4 separate regions of the Homo sapiens genome follow, and all the other regions are linked to region 1. Evidence: chromatin contacts called from ENCODE Hi-C or POLR2A ChIA-PET data. All regions are on one chromosome and are shown on one strand. Each heading gives the region's core, a stretch centred on a gene start or an enhancer-like site at or near the end of the contact. The rest is flanking DNA. Distances are from core to core; before and after follow the strand shown. Region 1 holds the start of BTF3L4 (basic transcription factor 3 like 4). Region 2 holds the start of LRRC42 (leucine rich repeat containing 42). Region 3 holds the start of NDC1 (NDC1 transmembrane nucleoporin). Region 4 holds the start of LRP8 (LDL receptor related protein 8).

The links. A loop is a pair of places that touch in the nucleus more often than their neighbours do. ChIA-PET counts read pairs that join two places held with the same protein, here RNA polymerase II (POLR2A). Pooled maps may share reads with other maps.
Region 2: a loop to region 1 is called in a map of CD8-positive, alpha-beta T cell, with 16 times the contacts of the local background. The contact joins the promoter of LRRC42 here to the promoter of BTF3L4 in region 1. A Hi-C loop is called at or near these places in 5 of 168 maps with a recorded cell type or tissue (CD4-positive, alpha-beta T cell, CD8-positive, alpha-beta T cell, gastrocnemius medialis and 1 more), 1 of 37 single-sample maps with no recorded cell type and 15 of 50 pooled maps. POLR2A ChIA-PET finds 5 or more read pairs at or near these places in 1 of 52 experiments (GM12878).
Region 3: a map of OCI-LY7 shows a loop between it and region 1 (7-fold over the local background). The contact joins the promoter of NDC1 here to the promoter of BTF3L4 in region 1. A Hi-C loop is called at or near these places in 4 of 168 maps with a recorded cell type or tissue (CD4-positive, alpha-beta T cell, CD8-positive, alpha-beta T cell, OCI-LY7 and 1 more) and 11 of 50 pooled maps.
Region 4: a loop to region 1 is called in a map of CD8-positive, alpha-beta T cell, with 8 times the contacts of the local background. The contact joins the promoter of LRP8 here to the promoter of BTF3L4 in region 1. A Hi-C loop is called at or near these places in 4 of 168 maps with a recorded cell type or tissue (CD8-positive, alpha-beta T cell, OCI-LY7 and naive thymus-derived CD4-positive, alpha-beta T cell), 4 of 37 single-sample maps with no recorded cell type and 12 of 50 pooled maps.

The regions. Positions count from the first base shown.
Region 1 is chr1:52,054,553-52,057,709 of GRCh38, reverse strand. BTF3L4 (basic transcription factor 3 like 4) reads right to left here and starts at 1,415. Exons shown (of 6, transcript NM_152265.5): 1 at 1,331-1,415. It overlaps TXNDC12 (thioredoxin domain containing 12), which reads left to right and starts at 2,519. Exons shown (of 7, transcript NM_015913.4): 1 at 2,519-2,710. The coding sequence starts at 2,614. RefSeq lists enhancers at 500-1,211, 1,212-1,925 and silencers at 991-1,230, 2,091-2,495.
Region 2 is chr1:53,944,700-53,947,856 of GRCh38, reverse strand. LRRC42 (leucine rich repeat containing 42) reads right to left here and starts at 1,507. Exons shown (of 9, transcript NM_001256409.2): 1 at 1,308-1,507; 2 at 36-69. IFT25 (intraflagellar transport 25) reads left to right here and starts at 2,158. Exons shown (of 6, transcript NM_016126.4): 1 at 2,158-2,302. RefSeq lists a silencer at 1,192-2,261.
Region 3 is chr1:53,836,604-53,839,760 of GRCh38, reverse strand. NDC1 (NDC1 transmembrane nucleoporin) reads left to right here and starts at 1,465. Exons shown (of 18, transcript NM_018087.5): 1 at 1,465-1,556. The coding sequence starts at 1,500. RefSeq lists an enhancer at 992-1,471 and a silencer at 1,582-1,711.
Region 4 is chr1:53,326,820-53,329,976 of GRCh38, reverse strand. It overlaps LRP8 (LDL receptor related protein 8), which reads left to right and starts at 1,907. Exons shown (of 19, transcript NM_004631.5): 1 at 1,907-2,188; 2 at 2,985-3,104. The coding sequence starts at 2,065. It overlaps LRP8-DT (LRP8 divergent transcript), which reads right to left and starts at 1,744. Exons shown (of 3, transcript NR_131923.1): 1 at 1,602-1,744. RefSeq lists enhancers at 1,471-1,700, 2,751-2,860 and silencers at 1,771-1,970, 2,041-2,190, 2,241-2,410, 2,926-3,157.

The DNA of each region.
Region 1 (3,157 bases), core at 166-2,665:
GTTGTGGTGTGTGGAATTCAAGTAGGAAAGAGGACTGGACTCAGTCTATGCGATGTCAAGCTCAGAATCTGGAGTAGACCTCCAAGATCACCTGGTTTAATTCTCTATTCTCAATCAACCTCTACTTTATTGCACCCATCATTCCTATCTGTGATGTCATCTCAACATCTGCTAGCACCAGCAAAGTATAAATTACAAACGAAACAGTTCCCTCCCTCCCATCTTAATAGATTAGGAAATAAGGGCCCAGAAGGGAGAAGTCCCTTCCTAGGCCCAAAAGGGAGAAGTAACTTCCTAAAGCCACATGATTAATGAGTTCTTCCTTGGGGATTCCAGGATCTTTTAGCACTGTTCTCAAGGACTCAAGAAAGGGTGTAAACAGGTTTATATTTATTAAGTGCCTAAGTTAGAAGCATTGTGGTAGGCACTTTCACATACATCATGTTTACACAGAGATAAAAATAATTGCAACCTTGAGTCCTGACTTTTTATTATGTAGGGTTTCTCTAAGACAAGCACAGGCTTTGGAATCAGAAAGACCAAGGTTCTACCAGTTGGGAAAGGTATTTTTCTTCTCTGAACTTGTATTCCTCCTGCATTTGGAAAGGTATAACACCACGTACTTCACAGGGTTGTTTTGAGGGTTAAAACATTATCAACCACAGGGAATGGTTCACAGAAGATACACAGTTACTGGTAACTATTGTTACCACTCCCGAGGGGACAACTATGGTAAACTGCAAGAATGTGGGAACGGAAGTTGAAACCGCCATTCACTAGCTGTGCAACACTGAGCCTGTCGGTCAGCAGGCAGTGGGAGGGGGGTTATAAAGATGGGCAAGGGACGCCGACTTGTAAACAAACACTGCCATTACAAGGTGAAGAGTGCTGTAACTGAGTTCGGTTCCCTGGACTCAAGGGCGGGAAGTGGTAACCTCAGCTTCCCTATCTGTAGACTGGGAGCATCAAATGAGATGACAACAGAGAGCCTGTATAAAGCTCAAAGCACACAACACTGCTGTTGTGAGCAAGGAGTAATGGAACAGAGGAGGGGCGTCCACCTGCCTCCTGGGACAGGGTCTGGGCGGCAACAGGGCGGGCCCGCTCGCTCCCACAGGGGGCGGTGGTGCTGGGGACCTTCCCACAGGTGCCGACCCCCAGCTGCGCCGCCGGTAACCGACAGGCCAAGCCAGCCGCCTCCGCCCCCGCTCGCCGCACCACGGCGGAAGTGGCAGCCTGAGCGGTTGGCGGGTGTCGGAAGGGGAGGGCGGGGGGAGACCGTGCGCAGCGGCCTATGGCCGTGAAGTGGCGGGACCGCCGGGGGTCTCACCTGAAGCAGGGAGGGTCCTCCAACACCAGCACGCGGCAAGAGAAAGATGGCTGCCTCAGCCGAGACAGAGAAAGACGACGGCGGCGGCGGCGGCGGCGGGAGCAGATCCACGTGATACAGCCGACCCCGCCTCTCCCTCTCCGGGGCAGCCTATCCCGGGAGCGAACATCTGAACTCCAACGCCCCGCCTGCTTTGCGCATCCCTCTTAGTGCTAGTGGCGGCAGGTGCAGGTGGCCGCGCGGCATCCTGGGGCTTGCAGTCTCCCGAGCGTTCTGTTGTGTCCCTGCCTACAATTTTAGGGAACCTAATAAAAGGGTGGTCGGTATGTTTTTATTTGGGTGTGTACTTTTGTTAGGTCGCTTTTTCGCTATGCATTAAGTACGGACTTTAGGACTCAACTAGTACCAGGAAGAAAAAGACCGGACATTTTCACCTGTTTGTTATACAGCGAAGGGGAAAAATTGGGAAGAAATCCTCAAGCTACAAGAAAAATAACCAGAAGCTTTACACTTTAGCCTGCAGTGACTTATATCCTGGTGTCCTAAGTCCACCTAAGTCAGTTTTGCAATAAGAGGTCCCAAGTTTGGTTTTCTTGGAGCTTGCATCAGTTGGTTGCATCATCCCTGAGTAGAAGATTTGCGGTTGCAAGGAAAAATAAGGTACAGAGCTTCTCCAGCGGGAAAGTGCATGTCTGCACGGCACGAGCCCACGCACCGCAGAACAGGCTTGCCAGGTCTCCTCAGAGACCCTCGCAGGAACCTAACAATGAAATCCAGTTGTCCAGTCTTGATTTGTGGAGGGGTAAGGAGAATCCGAGGCCAGTGGGCAATCCGCCCACTGTTGGGAGCGACTGACCTCACGAATCAATAATTTGCTTTTGACTAGGAAGTGCAGCGGTTCTTGGGGGGAGGGGCTGGACTGGGTGGCGGACGCGAGGAGCAACGGTTCTCCCGAACCTCTCCCCCGCCCCTACTATCTTGGCCTACATTTTCCCGCTCCGTCCCGGGACCTGGACACCCAGAATCCACGAAAAGCAACTCGCGCTCGAGAACAGCTCTCGTACCCTTCTACGTGATCTGCACCTTTAAGCTCACTCCATCCCAAACCGGACCCCGGAGGCACCACCCACATCCGTCTAACATCACTTCCTTCAGAGTTTGAAAAAAAAAAATCTGGGAAGTAGAGGTGTTGTGCTGAGCGGCGCTCGGCGAACTGTGTGGACCGTCTGCTGGGACTCCGGCCCTGCGTCCGCTCAGCCCCGTGGCCCCGCGCACCTACTGCCATGGAGACGCGGCCTCGTCTCGGGGCCACCTGTTTGCTGGGCTTCAGTTTCCTGCTCCTCGTCATCTCTTCTGATGGACATAATGGGCTTGGAAAGGGTCAGACCGCGTTCTTATCTTCTCTTTACTGATCTTTACTATACTGATCCCAGTATAATCTCTTCTTGCCCTAGCACCGTTCCCCTCCCATTCTAACTCTTAGGCCACTCCAGATTTCTTTTTATCTTCCCCAACCGCTCCTGGAGTTTGAAGATTTCTTGGGGTAGAGAGTAGCGGGTCTGGGGAATGGAGAAGTTGTACTTGAGGCCTCTCTAAATTATTGGATTGGGGGGAAGGAATGGCCCGTAAATTAAGGAAAGCATGTTAAGAGCCCAGCATAGTGCCTAGCACTTGGGAGGTCCTGAGGAACGGTCACCTTCCCACCTGGGAGAAATAGAGCCGTTGGGGACCTGCATATGCAGAGGACCCTGTTCTGGGTCTGAAGATTTCTCTCGTTACTTCTTCCGCGAAGAGCTAGGTTACTGCCACTTGCTTGCCTTTGGGAAA
Region 2 (3,157 bases), core at 258-2,757, 1.9 Mb before region 1:
GGATAAAAAAAATGTGAAAAATTAATCTCACCCACCTGTTCGATCCCTCTAGTATTCACTGGATGAAGCCTGGGGGGAGGGGGTGGGGATAAGATTAAAAAACAAAAGCAAACAAAAAAACAGTGCACATCTGGGGAAAGAGCTAGTGGGAACACAGCCAGGACATTTACAACGAGGCCTCCCTTCTTCCCTCAGCCAGGCCCAAAATGAGCTACATCCATATACCAGGAGAACATCTGCCAACCCATGGCCTTCATCCCAAGGCTGCAGACACTTTTGGTTTATCTGAAAATGCAGTATTCTTGGGAAAATTTCTAACATAAAAACCTAAACAGAAACTAAACTATGGGTAGTTCTAAACCACCAATAACCAACAATCCACCTTCATTGTTCTGTGTGTCCCCATTCTTCAATTTTCAACTTTCCTCACTACTTTTTTCCTATAATATGCACTTTCCTACCTGCCTTCTCACCCATACCCTTTCAGGCTCCCTACTTCCCTCCAAGAACATGCCAGTCTCTCCCACAACGTGACACTCTTACCAATTCTAGCGCTTCTCACACCAAAAATCCTAACCCCACTCCCTTCGCCCACCCCAGCTCTCCTGCCCCTTTCAACCTTCAGACCCTTCCAGCCCTTCCGAGCCCCTGGTGAAAGGTGGCTTGCTGTCCCACAGACCCAACCTTCCAACCTCCGATCTCCCAACCTTCACCTGCCTCCCCTTCCTTCCCCACACTCCTCCACCCCCCACTCCTCTCCTTCACCATCTATTCTTCCCTTCTTCCCACTCTAGGGGCTTCCCTCTCCTAGGACCCCAATCTCTCCATCCCTTTCCTTGCCTTCTGTTCTCAATCTTCAAGACCCTCTTCCTTCACGCCTCACTATCCCCAACTTGGCATTCCACACCCCCAACTTTTCTTCCCTGCCCCCAAGACCCCACCCTCTCTATTCCTATCCTATCTCGTTTCCTCCTTGAACCCCTAAAATCCCATTCCCTTCCCCCTTCCTTCTTCCCGCTCTCTCCCCAAGCATGCCTCTCCCCGAGTCCACCCAGGCTAATCCTGCTCCCTGTCCCACCCAGGCCCCGAACCCCAATTCTCACACGTCCCCATAGCCTGCCCCCGCACCCCTACGCCACCCTTAAACCCATCGCCCCCACCAGTATACCTCATCCTCCCCTCAACCCGCGCCCCGCCGTCCCTCTGGGGCGTCCCCTCCCCCACCCCGCCCCTCCCTAACACCCCGCCCCCGCTCCCACACGCAACCCGGGGCCCCGCGAGCGGCCCGGCCCGCGGCCGCCACCTACCTGTGCCCCTGCCCGGGGCAGCGAGCGGCAGCTCCTCGGTGACGGCTCCCTCCTCCCGCGGCCCGGCTGACGGGGAAGGGCTCAGCACCCCGGGCACAAAGCTAGGAAGGGTGGGACACAGTGAAGGTGGGAGGAGGGAGGGGGCTGGGGGCAACCAGGCGCCGTGGGACCGCGGGACCGGCGGGGGCGGGAGCAAGGCTGGGCCGGGGAGGCGCGCGTGCGCGGGCCCCGGCACGAAGGCGGGGCCGGACCTGGAGGCGGGGCCAGGCCCAGGGCAGGCGACCCGAGGGCCGAGGGTTTGGAACTCGCAGAGGTGGGCCCTGCGCGTGCGTGCTCGCGGGAGGGTGGGTCCCCTGGGTCCTGCGGGCCCCGGGGATAGAGCTGAGCTGGGGGAGGGTAGGCAGCGCGCGCCCCGGGACTGGCCTGGGGAAAGGCGCACAGGAGTGGTTTCGCATCTTGGCCCGCGAAGTAATGGGAGCCGGAGAGGGCGGGGCCGATTGTGGGCGGGGCCTGTGGGAGGCGTGGCGCTAAGAGCTAGGGGTAGGAGGGGCCGAGGCCGCCGCGAGGGGGCGGGGCTGAGGCGGGGTGGGGCCTCTGGGAGGCGTGGCGCGAAAAGCTCGGGGTAGGAGCGAGCGCGCCCGGGAACTCGGTGGAGCGAGCGCGCCCGGGAACTCGGTGGAGGCCGCGGTGGCGGGGTGGGGCGGGGCTGAGGGCAGGGCGGGGCCTGTGGGAGTCGTGGCGCAAAGAGCTCGGGGTAGGAGCGCGCGCCCGGAAACTCAGCGGTGGCCGCGGCGAAGGGGCGGGGCTGAGGGTGGGACGGGGCTTGTGGGAGGCGTGGCGCGAAGATTTCAGAGTTGGAGCGCGCGCGACCCCGGACTCCACGGAGGCCGCGGCGAGCAGGCGGAGCTGCGGGTCGGGACGCTCTGCGTGGGGCGGGGCGCAAGGGAGGTTTCGAGCCCGGAAGGTCCGGCGCCCAGAGCTAACGGGAGTCCCAGGTGAGCGGGTAGCGGGGTAGGCAGGCTGGCACCAGAGGGTATGGGGGCCTGGCCGGGCAAGGCAGAAGGACGGGGATGTTGGTGGGAAGGGAGCAACAGTGGAGGGGTGGTGAAGAGACGCGCGGCGGGAGGCGTGGAAGGGCCGCGGCGGGAGGTCTGACGCGGGCCCGCCTTTTCCTCTAGACCCTGGAAGCGCCACTACCAGCCCACGAAACTCTTTGAGGCCAGAAATAGCGTCTTGACCCCCCAAAAGGGAAAACCAGTTGTAAATCGAAATTAATTAGTCTACCAAAATGTAATGTAAGCTGTCAGCCGCAACGTAACACATCTAGCTATAAATTGTACCTAAGGTCGGGGGCATTTATATATTCTTTACATAATTTGGGGCGGGCCTCCACAAGTCTGAGGCTTTAGGGCCTTGAACTGAGGAGGAGGGTTTGGGATGGAGGTGAGAAGGTGGTGCCAGGGCTGGTTTGCCTTGGAAGCCGTGGCCCTGGCCCCTCGGAGACAGAAGCCTTAGGCCGGGTCCGTGTTTTCTAAAGTACACCACGTTCCCAATGGATGATGCTTGAAGAAAGAGCGTGAGGAGTCCAGCTGTAGCACCAGAACCAAGGGAGCTGGTCAGGGAGAAGGTCCTCTAAGGACTTGACCTGAAGAGGTTTGGGGAAAGAAGGACCACAAAGGGCATGTGAGCTAGCGATGAAAGGGTGAACTGGGGACGAAACCAGTGGCACTGGTTTAGAAGACAGGATAAGGCATCAGGGAATACCAGGGTCAGGGATTGTAAAAAATGGAAAGGATAGCACCCCAGAGTGTACCACCTTTGGTAAACTGCGGCCCTGAGGAAATTGCCTT
Region 3 (3,157 bases), core at 216-2,715, 1.8 Mb before region 1:
GTGATGGCGCCATCACTGCTCACTTCAGCCTGAACCTCCCAGGTTCAAGCAATTCTCCTGCCTCAGTCTATGGAGTAGCTTGGACTACAGGTGTGCACCACTACACCCGGCTAATTTAAAAAAAAGTTTGTTGTTGTTGTTGTTGTTGTTTTTGTGGAGATGAGGTCTCACTATGTTGCCCAGGCTGGTCTCAAACTCCTGGCTTGTGATCCTCCTGCCTTGGCCTCCCAAAGTGCTGGGATTACAGGTGTGAGCCACTGTGCCTGGCCTGGACTAATTCTTTACAAGTTTTCTCCACCACCGGATAGATCTCTTCACGGCAGAGACTTGATCTATCAGTTGTATTCCCAGTTTGTCCTACAGTGCTTTAGACATGATTGATAGTAACATGATTTTGGAAGTGAATAGGATATAATCTTAAAGCATTCAGGAAGCCATTGTTAGCAAACGTTGCAGAGCAGTAGGTGTGATCTCAATTCCTCTCACCAGCCTATGCATTTCCTTAGTCAGTAAATCACTGAATCTATTTCTGTCTTGAGTATTGCATGTTGACTGTGGCATGTGATTGAGCATAAAAAGGCGTTAGCGATATGCATCCAGAGATCTCACTGAGGTCTAAAGCACTGAGAAGACTTCATTAGGTGAAACTTGGGTTGGTGAAACACCTTTTTTCTTACTGGCAGTATATTAATGATAACATTTGTATAGCATATTATTTACATCCTCACAACATCACCAGGATATTTTTATTTTCATCCTTATCTTACTGTTGAAGAAATGGAGGCTCAGAGAAGATAAAAATATTCAATTTAGCAAGTGGCAGATCTGGAAGTAGAAACCAGATTTTATGAAACCAAAGGCATCTCTAGAGAATTTTTTTTTTATTTCAGTAAAATTACTGCGTACCTATTGTGGAGAAGACCACCACATCCTTTGGTTTCACTTTTAGGTGACTTATAAAGTAATAGGGAGAAATGAGGGCAGATCATTTTGCTAGCTCTAACTGAAGAATTCCAGTCAATCAATACTGTGGCTGTTATCGGCTTTATAAAAGACTACTATTCCCAGCATGCCTCAAGGCACCTCCAGGAAGACCTTGACTCCCAGCATTCTGTACTTTGGAACTCCGAGTCCCAGAATGCAACATTCCTCCTACTTCCTCTCAGGGGGCCGTCGAGACTACAGTTCCCAGCATGCAGCGCCGCCACCTGCTTCTGGCGCCCCGCTGGACCCTGCTTCGAAGGGACCGTTTGGTCGCCAGAGGGCGGTTCCTGGAGTTACAGCCGCGTTTGCGGGACGTGTCTGCGCGGCAGTCCTGGCCTGTTGAGCTTGTCCAGACGAAGCCTCGCAGGGATGGGTTGGAGCCTGGGCCGGGCTTCGCTCAGGCAGCGTTTGAGGCAGACCCAGCAGGGTCCTCCTGGGGCCTTCCTGCCTTTGAACTGCGGTGGCGGGCGGGCGCACGGTCTCCTGTACGCCCTAGACTAGGGGCCGCCATCTCCATGGCCACGGCCGTGAGCCGGCCCTGCGCCGGCAGGTCGCGGGACATACTGTGGCGCGTGAGTGCGGCGTGCACTGTGGCACGCACTGCCAGGGTCGGGCCGGGCGGGCAAGCTCTGATCGCGCGTGCGCGCTGGGCGGGGGAGGGCCGGTCCCGGGGCAGCGTGGAGAGAACGCGTGGGGAAGGCACCACTTGGGGGACTGATTGCAGGGTTGTGGGAAGTCCTGAGTGGAAGTTGGTTACGGGGTAGGAGAGGGGTCCTGAGTGGAAGGAAGCTGGTCAGAGTGGGACGGATGGACTGAATGGAAATTGGAATAGGGAGTGAGGCGGAGTTTTACGCAAGGGTACCGTATCCAGTAGGTGCAAAATAAATAACTTAATTTGTTTCGTTAAGAAGTGGGAAGGAATGCACGGAATTGGAAAGAAATGTGGCATTAGTAGAGGCTGGGGTTAGGGTCCAGTAAGCAGGGCAGGTGTTCTTTGTAAGGTAGAATGGGACTGAGCTGAGTGGAATAGTACTTCCTCCTTAAAGTTACGGAATTAACAGTACTACATCGCTTCTCTGGAGTGCAAAGAGAAAGAGGAGAAAGATCCCTTTTGGAAAAGTGCTTCTATCCCAGTGCACTGCCATCTCCCCTGTATTCCAAACTAAAAACTTTTGGGTCCGTAAGTCTTATCTTTTTTTTTTTTTGAGCCGGAGGCTCGCTCCCTGTTGCCCAGGCTGCAGTGCAATGGCGCGTTGTCGGCTCACTGCAACCCCCGCCTCCAGGGTTCAAGGAGTTCTGCCTCAGCTTCCCGAGGAGCGGGGATTATAGATACGCACCACTACGCCCAGCTAATTTTTGTATTTTTAGTAGAGATGGGGTTTCACCATGTTGGTCAGGCCGGTCTTGAACTCCTGACCTCAAGTGAGTCATCCGCCTCGGTCTCCCAAAGTGCTGAGATTACAGGCGTGAGCCACCGTGCCTGGCCTCTAAAATTTTTTTAAAAATTATTTTTATAATAGAGATACGATATCTTCTCCAGCCTGGTCTTGAGCTCCTGGGCTCAACTAGTCCTCCTGCCTCAGCCGCCTAACTATTTGGGACATCAGGTGCATGCCATCGTGCCTGGTGTATGTTTAGCATGCATGAGTACTTCATTCCTTTTTGTGGCTGAATAATCCACTGTATGGACATACCACATATTTTGTTTATCCATTCATCAGTATGTGGGTATTTGGGTTGTTGCCACCTTTGGCACTTGTGAGCCACCGCACTTGGCTGACAGTGTCTTCTGAAGCAAAAAAGTTTTAAATATTGCTGATGTCCAATTTATCTATATTTTTCTTTTGTTGCTTATGCTTTTGGTGTCATATCTAAGAAACCATTGCCAAATCCAAGATCATGAAGGTTTACTCCTATGTTTTCTTCCAAGAGTTTTATAGTTTTAGCTCTTACATGTAGGTCTTTAATCCATTTTGAGTTAATTTTTGTATAGAATGTGGGATAGGAGGCTGGGCGCTGTGGCTCACGCCTGTAATCTTAACACTTTGGGAGGCTGAGGTGGGAGGATCACTTGGGGTCAGGAGTTCGAGACCCCATCTCTACTGAAAAAAAAATTAGTCAGGTGTGGTGGCGGGCACCTGTAACCCCAGCTACTCAGGTGGCTGAGGCAGGA
Region 4 (3,157 bases), core at 658-3,157, 1.3 Mb before region 1:
CTATCTTTATCCCACAGTCCCAGGCACCATTGTGCTTGACACAGAATCCAAACTCCCAGCTGTGGCCTACAAAGCCCTGGTGATCAGGGCCTTGCCAACTCCCTCCAGCCTCACCTGAGGCACCCACTCCTTCCCTGTCATCAGGCCCCGGCCCACCTTGATTGCCATTCCCTTTGCCAAGAATGCCCTTCCGCCTGATCTTCATGGGTCAGGATCCATCTTGCCATTCAGTGAAATGTCACCTCCTCTGTGAGGCCTTGCCTGATCACCTCTACAGTTACCCCCATTGCTCTCACCTGGGTCTGTTTTGTTTTTTCCATAGAAGTTATGATGACCTGAAATAATCTTTTGTTTTCCTGCTTTTGTGTGTATCTCTTCCAACTAAGACATAACTGCAGGAGAGCAGGGAGGAACCTTATCTGTTTCCACTGTATCCTTGAGCCTTGAAGGGCGTTTGGCACATATAGGTGAAAGGACGCCTGCATTTCGTTGTCTGTGTGCTAATGGTCTGTCTCCCCACAGGTCAGGGACCTCTCCGGGGCTGGCACCATGCCTGATTCACCTTGGTACCCGCAGGCCCAGCACAGGGTTGGCACAGAACAGGGCCTGAAATGCTTGCTGAATGACTGAATGAACAAGGGACAGGAGGGGTGATGATGGCAGGAGCACCGTGCCGGGCTCTCTGGGGATCTAAGTCCCTTTCTGGTGGGGTGGCCACAGATATTGCCGCTGGGCTGCCCTTTGGGGGACTACGGCTCAGGAGGCTGCTGAGGAGACAGGGTGGTTTCCAGGCCAAGGGCTAACAGCACCTGCCCATCCGCGAGGGAGGTGAAGGGGCAAGAGGGGAGGGAGGGTGGACCTAACACTGGCTCTTGGCACCTGCAGGCCGGTTGTTTTGAGTGGCCAATGCCCTGGAATCTCATTCTCTAAAGAAGGTTGTGTGGGTTGGACCCGGCTCACAAGTCTGAGGCTGAAATCGAATCCCAGCTCGCTCTCCGCACCCATTCTCCCCAGTGTGGGTGAGGCGGGCTGCAGCCCTCCAGAGGAAGAGGTGCCTTCTCCTTCCTGCAGAAGACAGCAGGGGCGGACAGCGCGGGCCTAGGTGCGCGGCCCCTAGCGGCAGGGATGGCATCCCTTCCGTGCCCTCCCCTTCCCCCCCGCCCGGCCCGCCCCACAGACCTCGTCTTTCTCCATCACAGCGAGGATTCCTTGTCTTCCCTGCGGGCCCCCCCTGGTTGCCCCTCTGACTAGGGGCCTGGAGCGTACTTAACGACGATGAATAGTCTGTGCACCAGGCCCAATCCACCTGCCTCACGTCCCCATGATCACATGAGCGTGCAACATGCACAGATGCACATGGCACGGAAACCAAACCAGCCACAGGGATTTATAATATCCCAGCCGGAGCCCATGACAGGTGCAGGGGTCCAGCCCTGCGCCCCCAGCTTCTCCCTGCTCATCCACATCTTGGGATCTCACCCCTATCCCTCCCTCCCCCGCCCCACGCGCACACTGCACAGGCCTGTTCGTCCTGTAACATCATTTCCCCTCCCGCCCAGGCTCACTCCTAGACATCCCTCAGCCTCTGATCCGCCTGTCACCTCCTCCAGGAAGCCTCTGCTGCTTCCTCTGGACCTGCTACCTCCGTGGTGAGGGGCTCGCCTGGCCCATCCCTGCGTCTGCAGAGCCCAGCACTCAGGCGAGCCCAGAGCAGGGCCGTGGAGCGCCCGCTGAGAGAAGAGTGGACGAAAGACAGGAGGGAGGAGGGCGAGGAGGCGGCGGCAGGGGGAGCGTGGGGCGGAGGCGGCAGCGGGAGGGAGCGCGCGCGCTGGCGGCGGCCGCCCAGGGCCGGGGCCGCGCGCCCAGCCTGAGCCCGCCCCGCCGCCGAGCGTCACCGAACCTGCTTGAAATGCAGCCGAGGAGCCGGGGCGGGCGGCAGCGGCGGCGGCGGCGGCGGCGGGGGCAGCGGCAACCCCGGCGCCGCGGCAAGGACTCGGAGGGCTGAGACGCGGCGGCGGCGGCGCGGGGAGCGCGGGGCGCGGCGGCCGGAGCCCCGGGCCCGCCATGGGCCTCCCCGAGCCGGGCCCTCTCCGGCTTCTGGCGCTGCTGCTGCTGCTGCTGCTGCTGCTGCTGCTGCAGCTCCAGCATCTTGCGGCGGCAGCGGCTGATCCGCTGCTCGGCGGCCAAGGTGCGTGCAGCCGGTCTCTGACTCGGCTCTGCTCCGCCCTAGCCACCAACAAAGCGCGGCCGGGAGGCCGGAGCGGGGAGGGGTCCAGAACCCGGGGCTATCGGGGGCTCCCGGGCGGACAGGCTCCACGCGAAGCGGCTATTCCTGAATTTGCCCTCGGCCCCCCGCCCCCGCGGGCCTCGGTGTTGAGGGCTCTGCCCTCTGGGCAGCGGATCTTGGGGGAGGGGTGCAGGGGGGCTTGGCCAGCGGGGAACTTTGCCGGAGGGGCGGCCATTCATGGTTCCGGATGAGCTGTGTGATTCTCGCCGTTGGGGTTTATTTGACACGCGCGCTCCGCGGCGGTAATGAGCAGAGCCGGGCGGCTTCTCCGCTTGACAATGCGTTTCCGCAGACCCCTGCGCGCGGCGGAGAGAGAGGGGGCTGCCTGCCAGGGTGATGTGCCTGCGGCTCCCACTGCGCCTGGCGCGCGGGCGCGGGGACTCCCTATGGGCTGTATCTGAGCAGATCTCTGACTATGGGTCGCGTGTGCGGGTGAGTGCGTCTGAATGGAGGGTATACCCAGGTCGTGTGACACTTTAAGTAGGTGCCTGGTCTCGCCGTGCCACCGAGCGGCCCGACATCCACGGAACCCCTGCCATCGTGCCCTCCCTTTGGATGGAGTGTGCCTGAAGCCCCCGGGGTCTCCATAATCGCCCCCTTTCCTCCTCCCCAGCGGGTCCTTCCGGGTGGCCCGGACTGCATGGTGGGGAGTGGGGCCGAGTCCGCTGATCCAGCTCACGCTCCCTCCCCCTCGCAGGGCCGGCCAAGGATTGCGAAAAGGACCAATTCCAGTGCCGGAACGAGCGCTGCATCCCCTCTGTGTGGAGATGCGACGAGGACGATGACTGCTTAGACCACAGCGACGAGGACGACTGCCGTGAGTGGCGGGCCAGGGAGCTCAGACCCGGGGAGAGAAAAGGAACGGTGGGG